Regions from separate parts of the Homo sapiens genome. Here region 1 is linked to region 2. Evidence: chromatin loops called from intact Hi-C (ENCODE). Cell type or tissue: breast epithelium. All regions are shown on one strand. Each heading gives the region's core, and the rest is flanking DNA. Links, peaks and the distances in the headings are about the cores only. Region 1 holds the start of LOC105372889 (a long non-coding RNA gene). Region 2 overlaps PLXNA2 (plexin A2).

What was found. A loop is a pair of places that touch in the nucleus more often than their neighbours do. Peaks named below come from ENCODE experiments on the same cell type or tissue, not always from the same donor. Only the 100,000 strongest peaks of a DNase experiment are listed, where the experiment ranks them.
Region 1: it touches region 2 in a loop (17-fold over the local background); 34 of 110 quality-filtered maps call a loop at or near these places.

Annotation. Positions count from the first base shown.
Region 1 is chr1:208,251,842-208,254,653 of GRCh38, reverse strand. It overlaps LOC105372889 (a long non-coding RNA gene), which reads right to left and starts at 1,912. Exons shown (of 6, transcript XR_922509.2): 1 at 1,827-1,912; 2 at 1,472-1,525; 3 at 33-157. In breast epithelium, for the core only: no CTCF peak of the experiment used is centred there; no DNase peak of the experiment used is centred there.
Region 2 is chr1:208,097,669-208,100,480 of GRCh38, reverse strand. It overlaps PLXNA2 (plexin A2), which reads left to right. Exons shown (of 32, transcript NM_025179.4): 6 at 1,512-1,635. Among named protein-coding and RNA genes, the nearest start is that of LINC02767, 140 kb to the right of the region's middle. In breast epithelium, for the core only: no CTCF peak of the experiment used is centred there; no DNase peak of the experiment used is centred there.

The sequences.
Region 1 (2,812 bases), core at 201-2,700, 150 kb before region 2:
CTCATCAGTCAAAAGGAAAGAGAAGATAGTACCTTGTTTAAACAGGGCCAGAGATGTTAGTGGTTTTCCCTGATGGTAGAACTTGTAGTGGTGAAATTCAAGGCATATCTAATGTCCCAAAGGAGATTTTTGGCATCCTGACATTCCCTGTGGTCAGCTTCTGTGTATGAAAGAGGGATCCAGATTAGTGGAGCAGAACTGGATGGGTCCTGGTGTCAGCCTTAGAGAGAAACAGAGATCATGGGTGTTTTCCATCCCAGGCCCACAGGGGTCCCAGCATCAGAACAAAGATCTTCCAAAGTGTGACTCCATGATGGTGTGCCAGTCTTGACAGAGAGAAGAAAAGTTGGGATGGGCAATGGCTATAGGGAATTAATACAAAACTTTCACTTCAGATGGAAGGTGCAAGAGAAACATAAGGCATAGCCCTTGCCTTTAAGGAATTTGCAATCTAGTGGGAAAGATGAAGGTGAAGTGCCCCGGTGGGGTGCAATGGCTCACGCCTGTAATCCTAGTACTTTGGGAGGCTGAGGTGGGCAGATCATAAGGTCAGGAGTTCAAGACCAGCCTGGCCAATATGGTGAAAACCCATCTCTACTAAAATTACAAAAATTAGCCAGGCGTGGTGGTGGGCACCTGTGGTCCCAGCTGCTTGGGAGGCTGAGGCAGGAGAATCGCTTGAACCTGGAAGGCGGAGGTTGCAGTGAGCTGAGATCGCGCCACTGCACTCCAGCCTGGGCGACAGCATGAGACTCTGTCTCAAAAAAAAAAAAAAGAAAAGAAAAAAAGAAAGAAAGCAAAGTGCCCAAATTAAGCACACTGATTAGCAAAAGGAGAGGTCAGAGGGAATTGCAGTCAGAATGCAGCAGAGGAGAAAGAATGCTGGACTTGAAATTAAAACACCTGGGTTCCAGTAACTTCTCTGCCATTTCCTGGACATGTGATCTACAAGTCACTTATGCTCTCTGAGTATCCTTGCTTCTCTCATTTCTGAAATGAGTTTCTTTTGAAAAAGCAGATACCACTAGTGAAAATATTTCAACATATATTTATTAAATGACTTATCTGTTACAAGTTCACAATGAAAAGAAGCTAGTGTACAAATCCTTAAAATTCTGTATAAACAGAAAGCGCCATGGCATCTTAAAAGAGATGGACCTTGAGAAGGTCCTAAAGATTGTTCAGGCATTGGATGACTGTGGGAAGTGAGGCAGGGGAATGCCACATTCCAGACTGTAAGATTAACATGAGCGTAGATTCAGGGGAGTGAAATGAACTTAGTATCTTCAAGGAACCACTACACCCCGGGGTGGTAGGGAGGGGGCTGTCAGAAATAAGATTGAGCACAGAGGGTAGCGCAAGATTATGAGAAAGTTTGAAAGATGGCCTTTAGCCCTCTGATATTATGGTTGTGGAGTGTAATTTTTATTCAAGGGGAAGAAAAAAAAGAAAAGAAATGCATGCTGCTCACCCAAACATCAGGACATTCTGTTCTTCTGTGATTGTGCTTCGTGAAAATGTTCTCCTGCAAAAAAGAAAGAAAAAGAATGATTAAGGGAAAAAAATAACTAGAGCCACAGTCATTTCAGCTCCACTGAAAGCACAGCAGGAGAAAGTAGCTGTGTTTGCCAAACTCCAGAAAGAGACACAATTGATGGGGGTGGGGAGAGGGGAGGGTGAGGCAGGGGGTGGGAGATGAGGAGGAGCGGTTCTGCGTTGTTTTATTCCCCCAAGAAGATATTGTAAATAATGGAGAGGTATAGTACATGGAAGGGGAAATTACTCTGACAGGGCCCTTTTAGGGAGGAAAATGGAACTAAACACACGTTCCATTATTCCTGATCTTTCTTTCAACTCCCCATTTACATGGGGGCTCCCCGGAGCTGATGTTTCCCTTTTGCTGTCATAAGTAGTCATTGACTGGAGCCGATCATTTCGAAATAACGGCCTGCTACTCTTCCGCTGTCGTGATTAACACAGGGTAATAATTATTAACCACACTGATAACTGCAGAGGAGGGGGCGGCTGCCAGGTTGCCCTGCTTTTCTGAAGCCAGGAAACTTCCCTGTCATTCCACCAGGGGTGGGTGATGTCCTGGAGAGACCACAGAAGGCTTTCTGCCGGCTTCTCCAGGAGACCAGGAGCTGGGGCTCCCGCACCCTGGGCAATCGCCAAGGCTGGGTTTGCTGTCATATCACGACCTTGTGCAACAATGCCAAAGTAGGAATTCCACAGGAAAAAGTGGAGGCTGGAGCTTGAGGGATGGGGAAGAAGAGAGAAGGTAAAGAGACACTACGGGATTGTCCTATGCTCTTGGCCTTTGAAACGTCAGGAAATATTGTCAGCTGAATGGATCGAAGGGGCTATAGCCACCCATGACTCAGAAAGATTCATAACACCAGAGCCCTGAATGGGAGCGTTTATCAAAGACAGGCAGAGAGAGAAATCATCCGACTTGGGATAATTCAAAGGCAAAATCCTATTTCTCAGCTCTGTCCCTGGATTGCACTCCCTCGTTGATTTTTTAGGCAGTGAGTTTCTTAGGCATTAAAAGAAGCCTTTTTTTTTTTTTTTTTTTTTTTTTGGCGTCAACATCCTTCCACCGTTCTCCAAGGAGAGAGTTGGAAGGGCGGCAGCATAGCAAGCTGGCGGTTGTGCTGGGGAGTAGAGGGTGCATCAAAGCTAATTCCTGCTTTTTACAGGTGGGGAAACCAAGGCCAGAGGAGGGAAGGTGACCTATGTGATGTCACACTGCCAGGGAGTGCAGAGTCAGGAATCAAACCCAGGTCTCCCGACTCCCAAGGTGGAGTTT
Region 2 (2,812 bases), core at 78-2,577:
AAGGGCTAACACTGTCATGGCACCTACTATGCGCCAGGCCATTTTCTAAGCACTAACTCCTTTAATTCTTACACCAACCCTGTGAAATACGTATTATCATCCTCCTCCTCCTTTTTTTTTTCTTTGAGATAAGGTCTCACTGTGTCACCCAGGTGAGAGTGTAGTGGTGCAATCACAGCTCACTACAGCGCTCAAGTAATCTAACCAACTCAGCCTCTTGAGTAACTGGAACTAGAGGCGTGTGCCACCATACCCAGCTAATTTTTTTTTTTAGAATGGGGTCCCACTATGTTGCCCAGGTTGGTCTTGAACTCATAGGCTCAAGCAATCCTCCTCATCTTAGCCTCCCAAAGTGCTGGGATTACAGGTGTGAGCCACCATGCCTGGCCAATCCTTATTTTTTTTTTACAGTTGAGGAAACTGAGGCAGAGAGAGATTAAGTAGTTTGTCCAAGGGGTCGCAGCTAGTAGGTAACAGGTCTGAGGTTGGAACCCAGGCTCTTTGGCCCCAAAGTTCATTTGCTTTTCCATGGCTGTGCTGCTTCTCAGGTCCCACAGGCTGCCCTCACTCTGTGGTCTCAGCATCCCACAGTGCTGTAAAGAGTCATTCTAGGGCCAGGTGCGGTGGCTCACACCTGTAATCTCAGCACTTTGGGAGACTGACGCAGGTGGATCACGAGATCAGGAGTTTGAGACCATCCTGGCCAAGATGGTGAAACCCCGTCTCTACTAAAAATATAAAAATTAGCCGGGCACGGTGGTGGGCGCCTGTAATCCCAGATACTCAGGAGGCTGGGACAGGAGAATTGCCTGAACCCGGGAGGTGGAGTTTTCAGTGAGCTGAGACCCTGCCACTGCACTCCAGCTTAGGCAACAGAGCAAGACTCTGTCTCAAAAAAACAAACAAACAAAAATAACAGAGTCATTCTGAGGCAGGAAAACAGGGTCTGGAGGCAGGGAACATAAGGCTGATTCACACTTCAGCTCTGACAGAAAATATCCTCTCCATAGGCGTACACTGGCTGTAAATGACTTTGTAACTTTACTTCATCCTCTTCATTTACATAAGACATACTCCAAGCAGAGGGTATTTAAACTCCCCCAAAATTCTATAACAGGGCCTTTGAGCCCCTATGCTCAGGCCCGCTCCCGCACTGTGGAGTGAACTTTCATTTTCAATAAATCCCTTCATTCCTTCCTTGCTTTGTTTGTGCGTTTTGTCCAATTCTTTGTTCAAGACATCAAGAACCTGAACACCCTCCACTGTTAATTCTTTGTGTCGAAACTGGATCTCTCATGTTGGGGATTAATCCTCTTCCCTCTCAGTCTGTCCTTAACTGCGACGGAGACTGTCTGAGAGTCACCAAGGCCCTCCGGAGTACAGTAAAAGTCTTCTTGAGAAGACAGGACACAGGCCTCAGGGCAGCAAACTCCCATCCTGCCCAGGGGACAATGGAGCCAAACAGATGGGTCCCAGAGGCCTGACCTCTTGTGAATCTGTGTTTATGGCAGGTGCTCCCGCAGGGACAAATGCCAACAGGCCTGGGAACCTAATCGATTTGCTGCCAGCATCAGCCAGTGTGTGAGCCTTGCAGTGCATCCCAGCAGCATCTCAGTATCTGAGCACAGCCGGTTGGTAAGTAACTCATCCAGGGGCATGGGGAGAGGGAATACAGTGCATGCACCTGTGTGGGTGTGCTCCATTCACGCTTGCACAAGTATCTGTAAATTGATCAGACTTTAAATCCAGTAAGGAGACTTTATGTTTATAGCAAACGTATGGCAATGCCTATTGTAAAGGGCATAGTCATTCTCCAGTTTCCCTGCAAATTCATTACCCATTGATCTGTTTTGTAAATCTAGATTTTTGCATTTAGTAACAAACATCTGCAACATAATGCAGTCCAATACCAAATAACACATTCTTTAGTATCTGCTGCATTTACAATTCTCCACTCACTGCACTCTTAAAGAAATCTGTGAGTTGCATGTGTGTGTGTGTGTGTGTGTGTGTGTGTGTGTGAGAGAGAGAGAGAGAGAGAGAGAGAGGAAAGAATAAGAGCAAGAAAGAGACTGCCTCAATTCGAAGTCAGTGTATGCTTAAAGAGAATATTAAAGAGAATAAAATAGCCCTTAACTATCTATCAAGGTACAACCCAAAATATTTCATGTCCTCAGGCCCTGCATTATTATTTCATTCTGAAGGTTTTATGAGCATTCACGAATGTTAATTAGTTAATGAACCTTCCAAGATTTCAGTTCATTCATCCCCACCAGGAGCTTTTGGCTCCAAGGGAGCTGAGGAAACAAACAGGGGAGTTTGTACCTAAGTCTCTTGGCCCCATGGAAACGAAACTGGGGCAGAGATTCAGCAGCAAACAAATGTATGGAAAGGTTAGGTGATGCCCACTGAGACTGAGAAACCCACTGCAAATAACACCACTGGGTATTGATAGGAAGATAGAGGGAAACCTACAGGCTGGGCGCGGTGGCTCACGCCTGTAATCCTAGCACTTTGGGAGGCTGAGGTGGAGAGGGTTGCTTGAGCCCAGAAGCTCAAGACTAGCCTGGGCAACATAGTGAGACCCTGTCTTTACTAAAAATTTAAAAAATAAAACAAAGGGAAACCTACCTACGCCATCATGGTCCTCAGCTTGGAGGCCACCGAGATGTCACCACCATGAACCCTATGGGCACACCTCATGGGCAGAGGAAACCAGTCGCCTTTCTTACCTATTCAAATACCACTTAGATGCTGTATTGTGGTAATTTGAGTACAAACTCATTTAAAAGTGCAATGGATTTAGAGCAGC